Linked DNA regions of Homo sapiens: region 1 is linked to region 2. A link is an interaction called in ENCODE POLR2A ChIA-PET data of the cell type or tissue named here. Cell type or tissue: CD4-positive, alpha-beta T cell. All regions are shown on one strand. Region 1 overlaps STIM1 (stromal interaction molecule 1). Region 2 overlaps STIM1 (stromal interaction molecule 1).

What was found. Peaks named below come from ENCODE experiments on the same cell type or tissue, not always from the same donor. Only the 100,000 strongest peaks of a DNase experiment are listed, where the experiment ranks them.
Region 1: POLR2A ChIA-PET joins it to region 2 with 7 read pairs; 5 of 35 experiments call an interaction of 5 or more read pairs at or near these places.

Annotation. Positions count from the first base shown.
Region 1 is chr11:4,004,583-4,009,582 of GRCh38, forward strand. The region is part of intron 2 of STIM1 (stromal interaction molecule 1); the gene reads left to right. Among named protein-coding and RNA genes, the nearest start is that of RRM1, 88 kb to the right of the region's middle. In CD4-positive, alpha-beta T cell, no CTCF peak of the experiment used is centred here; a DNase peak (open chromatin) is centred at 2,929.
Region 2 is chr11:3,939,823-3,944,822 of GRCh38, forward strand. The region is part of intron 1 of STIM1 (stromal interaction molecule 1); the gene reads left to right. Among named protein-coding and RNA genes, the nearest start is that of PPIAP40, 49 kb to the left of the region's middle. RefSeq lists an enhancer at 3,109-3,238. In CD4-positive, alpha-beta T cell, a CTCF peak has its summit at 2,762 (motif pointing right); DNase peaks (open chromatin) are centred at 2,769 and 3,019; H3K27ac peaks cover 3,139 bases.

The DNA.
Region 1 (5,000 bases), 65 kb after region 2:
ATTCAAGATGGATTAAAGACTTAAACGTTAGACCTAAAACCATAAAAACCCTAGAAGAAAACCTAGGCATTACCATTCAGGACATAGGCATGGGCAAGGACTTCATGTCTAAAACACCAAAAGCAATGGCAACAAAAGCCAAAATTGACAAATGGGATCTAATTAAACTAAAGAGCTTCTGCACAGCAAAAGAAACTACCATCAGAGTGAACAGGCAACTGACAAAATGGGAGAAAATTTTCGCAACCTACTCATCTGACAAAGGGCTAATATCCAGAATCTACAATGAACTTAAACAAACTTACAAGAAAAAAACAGCCCCATCAAAAAGTGGGCAAAGGATATGAACAGACACTTCTCAAAAGAAGACATTTATGCAGCCAAAAAACACATGAGAAAATGCTCATCATCACTGGTCATCAGAGAAATGCAAATCAAAGCCACAATGAGATAGCATCTCACACCAGTTAGAATGGCAATCATTAAAAAGTCAGGAAACAACAGGTGCTGGAGAGGATGTGGAATAATAGGAACACTTTTACACTGTTGGTGGGACTGTAAACTAGTTCAACCATTGTGGAAGTCAGTGTGGCGACTCCTCAGGGATCTAGAACTAGAAATACCATTTGACCCAGCCATCCCATTACTAGGTATACACCCAAAGGACTATAAATCATGCTGCTATAAAGACACATGCACGCGTATGTTTATTGTGGCAGTATTCACAATAGCAAAGACTTGGAACCAACCCAAATGTCCAACAATGATAGACTGGATTAAGAAAATGTGGCACATATACACCATGGCATACTATGCAGCCATAAAAGATGAGTTCATCTCCTTTGTAGGGACATGGATGAAATTGGAAATCATCATTCTCAGTAAACTATCGCAAGGACAAAAAACCAAACACCGCATGTTCTCACTCATAGGTGGGAATTGAACAATGAGAACACATGACACAGGAAGGGGAACATCACACTCTGGGGACTGTTGTGGGGTGGGGGGAGGGGGGAGCGATAGCTTTAGGAGATATACCTAATGCTAAATGACGAGTTAATGGGTGCAGCACACCAGCATGGCACATGTATACATATATAACTAACCGGCACATTGTGCACATGTACCCTAAAACTTAAAGTATAATAATAATAATAAAAAAGATTATTCTAGTGTCTAATATGGTAGATAGACTGACAGAAAAGAGACTAGACGTACAAAGATAAGTGAGAAATGACTGCTGTATCCCTGCCTTGAGCAACAGCTTCTGATCTCAGTGGAAACAGATATTTCACTCATGAAACGTACATGTCCTAGAACTCTGTAAATGACATTTAGAGCTATTGTACCTGAAATATGGTATGCTTCCTTGCTAGATGTTCAAGAGGTAAATAAGAGTTGGTAAACTTTTCAGATCTGGAACATGTGACTTATGGGTTTGATATGGCTTGGTTCTGTGTCCCCACCAAATCTCGTGTTGAATTGTAATCCCCAGTGCTGGAGGTGGGGCTGTTAGGAGTGATTGGATTATCGGGGTGATGTTCTCATGAATTGTTTAACACCATCCCCTCTCAGTATTGAATAGTGAGTGAGTTCTCATGAGATCTGGTCATTTAGAAGTGTGGTAGCACCTCCCCCTTTGCTCTTTCTTCCTCCTGCTCTGGCTGTGTATGGTGTGTCTGTTTCCCTTTCACCTTCTGCCTTGATTGTAAGTTTCCCAAGGCCTCCCCAGAAGCAGAAGCTGCTATGCTTCCTGTACAGCCTGCGGAATGGTGAGCCAATTAAACCTCTTTTCTTATAAATTACCCAGTCTCAGGTATTTCTTTTTTTCTTTCTTTTTAAAATTTTCTTTGGCGGAGTCTCATGCTGTTGCCCAGGCTGGAGTGCAGTGGCACAATCTCGGCTCCCTGCAACTTCTGTTTCCTGGGTTCAAGCGATTCTCCTTCCTCACCCTCCCAGGTAGCTGGGATTACAGGCACAAGCCATGATGGCAGCTATTTTTTATATTTTTAGTAGAGACGGGATTTGACCATGTTGGCCAGGCTGGTCTTGAATTCCTGACCTCAAGTGATCTGCCCACCTCTGGTTCCCAAAGTGCTGGGATTACAGGTGTGAGCCACTGTGCCCAGCCACAGGTATTTCTTTATAGCAATGTAATAATGGACTAATGTAGGGTTCTAAATATTGTGGGCTGGATGGGGGTTGGAGAGCAGCAGAGAAAGTGGGAATGGAGGTGGGACAATTTGGTTTGGGAAATATGGAAGGTAAGTAGTAGGGAACAAGGTTGGAAAGGGGAGGGAAGTGTTATTGATTCTAAGGAAGAACCCAGGAAAGCCATCCAGATTGCTGTACCCAAAGGTGTGCTGCTCTTCTTCTGGCTTTATGTCAGTGAATTCTCTTCTCTGGTGGATCAAGCTGGCTGGGCCTATTTTGTAGAAATTATAGAGAGATGTCTCCCCTCTTCTCTGCTCCCACTCTCACTACTTCACTACTGCTTGACACTTGGGATGGGTTTATGCCATGTGCCACCTCCTGGGAGATCATTTTTCTGGGCGCATGGAACTAAATATACTTACTGACAGCTGGTAGCTTGGCTCTTTGTAGAACTATTGAGCTGTATAGTTCTAGCCAATGTTGCATTCCCCATGGTAAGGCAGGACTCTTGGGGAGCCTCCTTAGGTATTCCTGAGAGAAGAGCTGCTTGTTCTAAGTCTGAAATAGTAAATCCCTTTGGTGGGATCCAAAAGCTGCCTGTTTAGCTTTGTTATCACCTTTCGTTACTTTTAAACTTTGTCTTAAATCAGACTTTAGCTATTAGCTGGATGTGGGACAGTGTTCAAAGTAAGATGTGGTAATGCCTACTTCAAGTATATTGAACATCAAAGTTACAGCTCAATATAATATTCTTGGGTGCTAGTACCCAGCTTGTGGCTGGGTAACTGGGAACTTCCGTTGAGGGTATATGGTTTGGCAGGGGAGATAGACATCTAATAAGACTGATAAAGGTATTCATAGGCACTATGGGAGCACAGAAGAAGTCACCTTTGATCAAGAATCTTTTTCTGTTACTTTCCTGTCCTTATCTCACTCTCCTTCCAATAATAATCTCAATTAATATCTGAATTGTGCTTTCAAACTCAGTACTTTAGTGTACAACAGGAATTACAAACTGTGCCCCTGAAGGGTCAGAGGGCATTGTAAGTGAGTAATGTGGGCTGTATAAATGCATGTGCATAAGTCTGTGAGTGGTGAGAGCTGTGGGAAAATGGAGAGCCCACACCTCTTCAGAAGGAGCAGCTCTGGCAGACTGTTGCCATGTAGTCATGTACTCCAAGAGCAGTTCTAAGAGATAGGGGATTGAGACCTCCATAGCTCCTTTAGCACCAACTCCCCAACCTTTAAGATACCCCAAATTGTATAACATATATATATTCATACTCATATATAATATGAATTATACATATTTTATATATAGTCATAGGCCACATAAGGACATTCAGTCAACAGTGGGCCACATATGCAATGTGGTTCCATAAGATTATAATATATTTTACTATATCTTTTTTATGTTTGGATATGTTTAGGTACACAAATACTTACTACTGTGTTACAACTCCCTACAATATTGAGTACAGTAACATGTTGTACAAGTTTGTAGCCTAGGAGCAATAGGCTATTTCATATAACCTAGGTGTGTAGTAGGCTATACACATCTAGCATACTCTATGATGTTGACACATGATGCATTTCTTAGAATGTATCCCCATCATATGTCATAAGTGAATGACATATAATGAAACCAATTTTAACAGAGGCTAATTTGTTATAAACAAGGGTTAAGTTCCTATGGCATATTTCTGGTCACAAAAACATCACCAAACTTACAAATAAAGACCAAAACACTTACAATATGAAACACTGAAATAAATGTGAGCTGTATATACATTTAAGAAAGATTAATAAAAACAAGTAAGATAATTATTTATAATTATTTACCTACTTATTTCAGTTTAGGGTTGAGAGTGTCCAGAGTTTATGCTAGCAGCTCAGGGTGCAAGGTGGGCACCAACTCTGGATAGGACGCCATTTCATTGCATGGCACACTCACACACCCACACTCACTCAGGCTAGGACCATGGAGACATGCCAGTTCACCTAAAATGTACATCTTTGGGATGTGGGAGGAAATCAGAGAATGCACAGAAAACCCATGCACACATGGGGAGAGCATGGAAACTTCACACAGACAGTAGCCCCAGCCAGGAATTGATTTTTTTTTCATTGACGTTATAAAGAAATGACATTGAAAGAAATGGTGTTATTTGAGGAGCTGCTGTATATATTTATTCTTTGATATGGAGAATTGATTTTTTCCTTAAGTTTAAGTAAAAGGTTAATAAAAACATCTTCATAAAAAGTTGCATTTTGGCTGGGTGCGGTGGCTCACGCCTGTAATCCCAGCACTTTGGGAGGCCGAGGCGGGCAGATCACGAGGTCAGGAGATCGAGACCATTCTGGCTAACACAGTGAAACCGCGTCTCTACTAAAAATTAAAAAAAAAAATTAGCCGGGTGTGGTGGCAGGCCCCTGTAGTCCCAGCTACTTGGAAGGCTGAGGCAGGAGAATGGCGTGAACTCAGGAGGCGGAGCTTGCAGTGAGCTGCGATCGCGCCACTGCACTCCAGCCTGTGCAACAGGGAAAGAGTGTCTCAAAAAAAAAAAAAAAGTTGCATTTTAAAATTAATTTGTGGCCGGGTGTGGTGGCTCACGCCTGTAATCCCAGCACTTTGGGAGGCCGAGGCAGGCAGATCACTTGAGATCAGGAGTTCGAGACTAGCCTGGCCAACATGCTGAAACCCTGCCTCCACTAAAAACACAAAAATTAGCATGATGGTGGGCGCCTGTAATCCCAGCTACTCAGGAGGCTGAGGCAGGAGAATTGCTTGAACCCGGCGGGCAGAGGTTGCAGTGAGCTGAGATCATGCCACTGCACTCCAGCTT
Region 2 (5,000 bases):
GGGCTTTCTCTGAGCACCTTTTGGGTTGGCTGTTTTTGGTTGACCTTCTCTTTGGGATTCCCTTGTTCTGTAGCTGAAGCTGTGTGCACTCGTTAGAGATCATCATTCCAGTTGTGTTCCCTAAGGAGTGGGAAGGGAAAAAACACTCCACCCACTGTAAATCTTTTTTTGTTACTTGTTTTCTGGGATCTTCATATCATTGCTGACAAGAGTGACTCATAGACTTCACTATGTGATTTTCTTGGTTAAGAGACCTTTTTCCTTAACTCCAGAAGAAATTAATTCATGGTTTTGTATGGTTAAAGCACAGCTATTTAGTAGCTTTACCCAGAACACAACAGTTCCGTCTTCTAGTGAGCCCAGACTTACCAATTTGGTTTGGCCAAAACTCTTGAATGCCTAGCTCTGTTAGGTGCTACAGAGGAAGCCGTTGGTGTGAGGGGAGGAGAGGGGCTCACTCAGGGTCCAGTTGGGGAGATAAGACACATACATAAATGGGAAAATAGTTTGAGGCAGTTTAAATAAAATGCAAAATCAAATTGTATACATGTAAATATTTAAATGTGGGGAATAGATCATAAGGGGCTGAGAAGGTATAGCAGAAAGAGTGTATGCTTTAGAACTGTAGGCCATTGGCAAGTTAACATAATTCTCTGAACTACTTTTTCCTTTTCTGTAAAATGGGGATAATAACAGCAGACTCACAGGGTTGTGAGGAATAATGAGGTGATGTGTGTAAAGCACCAACATAGTGGCTGATGCATCATGGTAGGCATCGAACTATTGGGAAGCAGCATACCCCCATGCACTGACTGCCTCCCCTACGACCCTTTCAAGGAGCCATCCTGGAGGACCTAAACTGGAAAGGTTGGTTAGCATTTGGAGAAAGAGAAAAGGGGGGATGGCAAGCCATGAATGAAGGAACAGGTCCCACAGAGAATGTCAATCTAGGGGGAGTGGAGGATACATGGAAGAAGCAGTGGAGTAAAATTAAAGAAACAGAGAAGTTTGGACTTTATTTAAAAGAGATGTTTTTATAGGAAGTGTTTTTATGCCATATGCATATATTTATATTTATAGAAAGGCCTTTCTTGTACTCTTCAGTGTAGTGTAGTAGCTAAGAGCTTGGACTCTAGAGCCAGACTGCCTGTCTCTATATGCCACCACTTAGTTTACTTCTCTGTGCCTCAGTTTCTTGAGCTGAGAAATGGAGATGTTGATAATGATACCTCATAGGGTTGTTGTGAGGATGAATGAGGTAACAAATATAAAGTGCTTAGAATAGTACCTGACACATGTGAGGTGCTATAATTTTTATTGTTATTATTTAAATGAAACAAAACTTTTACAAAAGAGTACATGCCTCTACTAATGAACTCTGATAATTAAACAGAACAAAAATGGTCCACTGACTGAGGGATTGATATCTACAGTTCGAAGACTTCTGCTGTAGGTAATGAAGATCCATGAAAGTGGTAAGCAAGGTGAGGCCTGCATAAAGTGATATTAAACAAAACAGATCTGACTGGGAGGTGCAGGATGAATTAGAGGAAAGAGAGTTGGCAATGGGCTCTTGAGATAGGGTGTGTCCATGTTAAATCACCTAACAGTACAAAACATTTGTTATATTTGAAAGTAATTCTTGGTAGGGTTAAGCAGTAGATGTGTAGGACTTGGGCAGCCTTGTCAAATAACGTGAGTTCTGGTGAAAGGAATGCAGCAGTGTTGTAGCAAATAGTATTGCCATAGAAGAAGCATATATATGTGTGTGTGTGTGTGTGTGTGTGTGTGTATACATATATATATATAGAGAGATAGTGTGTGTGTATACATATATATATATATATATATAGAGAGAGAGAGAGAGAGAGAGAGTGTGTGTGTGTCTCAGTGTCACTGTGTTGCCCAGGCTAGAGTGCAATGGTATGATCATGGCTCACTGCAGTCTTGACCTCCTGGGCTAAAGCAATCCTCCCACCTCAGCCTCCTGAGTACCTGGGACTACAGGTATGAACCATCACACCCAGCTAATTTTTTATTTTTGTAGAGAGAGGGTCTTATGTTGTTGTACAGACTGGTCTTGAACTCCTGGAGTCAAGCAGCCCTCCTGCCTCTGCCTCCGAAAGTTCTGGGATTATAGTCAGGAGCCACCAAGTCCTGTCTGTACATATTTTTGAGTATATAAAATGATCAAAAATAGGCTTTAATTACATCTCAATTAAAAAATGTTCAAATAAAAATAGAGTGATCACTGATGACTGTAAAAGGCAGGAAGATCTCATTAGAGGAGGCAGTACTTGGATTGGGTTTGAAGGTAGGGTAGAATTTGATCATTGGTGAGCACTGCATGGAGGTAAGAATGGATATGGTGTGTGATCGAGTTAGTAGCCAAACCAGGACTTCAACCTGGTCTGTCTACTCCAATGAGCTGTGCAGAGAAGCACTAATGGCCATATAATACCTAGACCACTTATAGCAGGCAGTCTCACTATGCATAGCCTCCATTTCCTGGGCAGAGTGGTCTGAGGTGCCTGGATGACACATTTTCAGCTTCCTTGTAAACTTGTAAGTCCCATAAGGGCCAGGCTGATCTGGCATTTGGGGTAGTGTTGAGGGTGGGAAGGAACCATAGACAGTTGCCCTCTTCCATTTGGATGTGCCTCAGGAGAGTTCCTGAGAACCTACCCTATCCTTCTTTGTAGTGCTGCCTGTGCTGTGGGCCTAGAGTGGGCCTAGCTGGAACATGGGTTTGGTGATGGACCGGTAGGTGGCAGGGACTACTGGATTTTGGATTTCCTCTCAATGAACTGTGGTTTCGTATGGGTTGTTTGCTTTGCTCTCTGTTTATACAGCATTAAAGGACTTTTATCTTTATCTTTGGCCAGCTGAAGGTTAAAACCTCCAAAGTTTGCATTTGAACTGGATCATTTCTCATTTTGGCTGGCTTTAAGTCTCATGTCTTAAGGCCATTTGTGGTACCAGCAGACCTCTTTATGAGGTAATGTGTTCCTGGTTGCTTTGGGGGCTAGTGTGCAAGGCAGGAAGTAAGTGTTTGAGAGCAAGGTAGAGAAACCTCTTGTAGAGTCTCAAGCTAATGCTTAGAGCTTTTTGAGTGCAGAGTAGTTAGGTTCTTTACAGAGTTAGATGGACTTTGCCTGGAACAGACACCCCAGAAGGATGTTATCATTGTTAAAGCAACCAGGGTTATATCATTTCTTTTACCCCAAGGCAACTCTTCTGCTAGGAGCCTGGGACCCTCTAGTCTGCTCTTAGAGAGCTTGCCAGCTGTGTCTGTGCATGCTCAGCCTTCTGCCATCTAGATGTTTTGTATTTCCTAAGGCCAAGCTCTGAGGGCATCTTCTTTGGGAAGCCTTTCCTTGACTCCTAGGAAAGAATTAGTCAACTTGCTTCCACAGAACCTGGTATATCCTGTGATTGTAGATATTTCCTAGTAGAAAATGGGGACTACTCACATGATAAGATTGCCACATGCTATCTAAATATTACATGGCCATTTAAGGAGTGCTTTTCTGCATCGTTAACTGGAATAGAGAAACTGGGTTGAAGTCCTGGTTTGGCTGGTAACTTGATGACACACCATACCTATTCTTACCTCCATGCAATGCCTCTTAATTACCTGTCTTCTTCACCAGACAATAAAGACTGTAAGCTGGTAAACTTTTTTTGTTTTTTCTTCTGGTAAAGCTATTGTGCTTTAATAAAAAAAGATTATTGCTCAATATAGGTTTTTCCAAGAGAGCCACAGTCCAGTTCACAGTTAAAAAAAACATCTTCTAGGTCGGGTGCAGTGGCTCACGCCTGTAACCCCAGCATGTTGGGAGGCCGAGGTGGGAGGATCACTTGAGCCCAGGAGTTTGAGGCTAGCCTGGGCAACAGGAGAGACTCTGTCTCTGCAAAACACAAAAACCAACCAAACAAAAAATTATCCTAGAATAGATGGAAAATCATACTAAGGAACAAAGACAACTTTCCTTTCATTTTTCCTTTGCATATCTTACACAGTCATATCACTATGACTTAAAGAAAACAAATTATCACGTATATACACAGATTCACATAAGTGACAGAAGCAAATGTATTAGTCAAAGGATATCTTCATCTATATTGAAGTACAAGCTAGAAAGTAAACTTCTTGAAGGCAGAGATTTTTTTTTTAAGTTGTGTGGCTCTACCACCTAACATAGGTTATGTACAGAATAGACATCAATAGTGAATGAACAGATGAATTAGTTAATGAGTTAATGATGGATTTTTAGCACATTTTCTCTCTTTTTTAGGAACTTAAGACCCCAACTGAGTTGTTTAGAGGAAGGGGCCTTAGGCTGGGGCCAAATTCTATGTCTTCTATGCAGACGTGAGATAATGTGAAATGTTTTCCTTTTACAGGGTGTTTCCCCTGGCTTTTCAGCATTCTTCTCAATTCTTTAATTGCCATTTAAAGATTTGTATGCTGTGGATGAGCTGATGGAGGGGAATGTTTCCCTGAGGACATGGCTTCTCATGGCAGCCAAGGTTTTGTGCCTGATTAACTCGCTGATTGAATCACTGGCCTCTGGAGGCACCAAGGGAGGGAGCATGAGTATATTTAAGCAGCCAGAACTCTCTGTGCCTGTGTAGTGGGAGTGGAGGGGGAAGTGGGATGGGAGTGATGGTAAGTTGAAAAGAGAATGGTCAGAGAAATCTACAGTTTTTAACTCTTCATCAATACTATGTTTTGGATTTTCCTTTTGTGACAGAGTAGTCTAGTAGAAAGAGCACAATTTAAGTAAGAGACTTTCTTCTGTCACCAACTCACTGTGCCACCTAGGACAAATCACTGCCGCCATGTGGGCCTCATTTGTCAAGTGGGATCAGGAATCTCTGCTCTGCCTGACTCCTTGAATTGTAGTGAGCATCGGTGAGCTGTTGGATGACAGAGCTCTGCACAGTAGAGGTGATGGTACCCTAATCAGAGCAGGAGTGTAGTGACTCTGGTCATC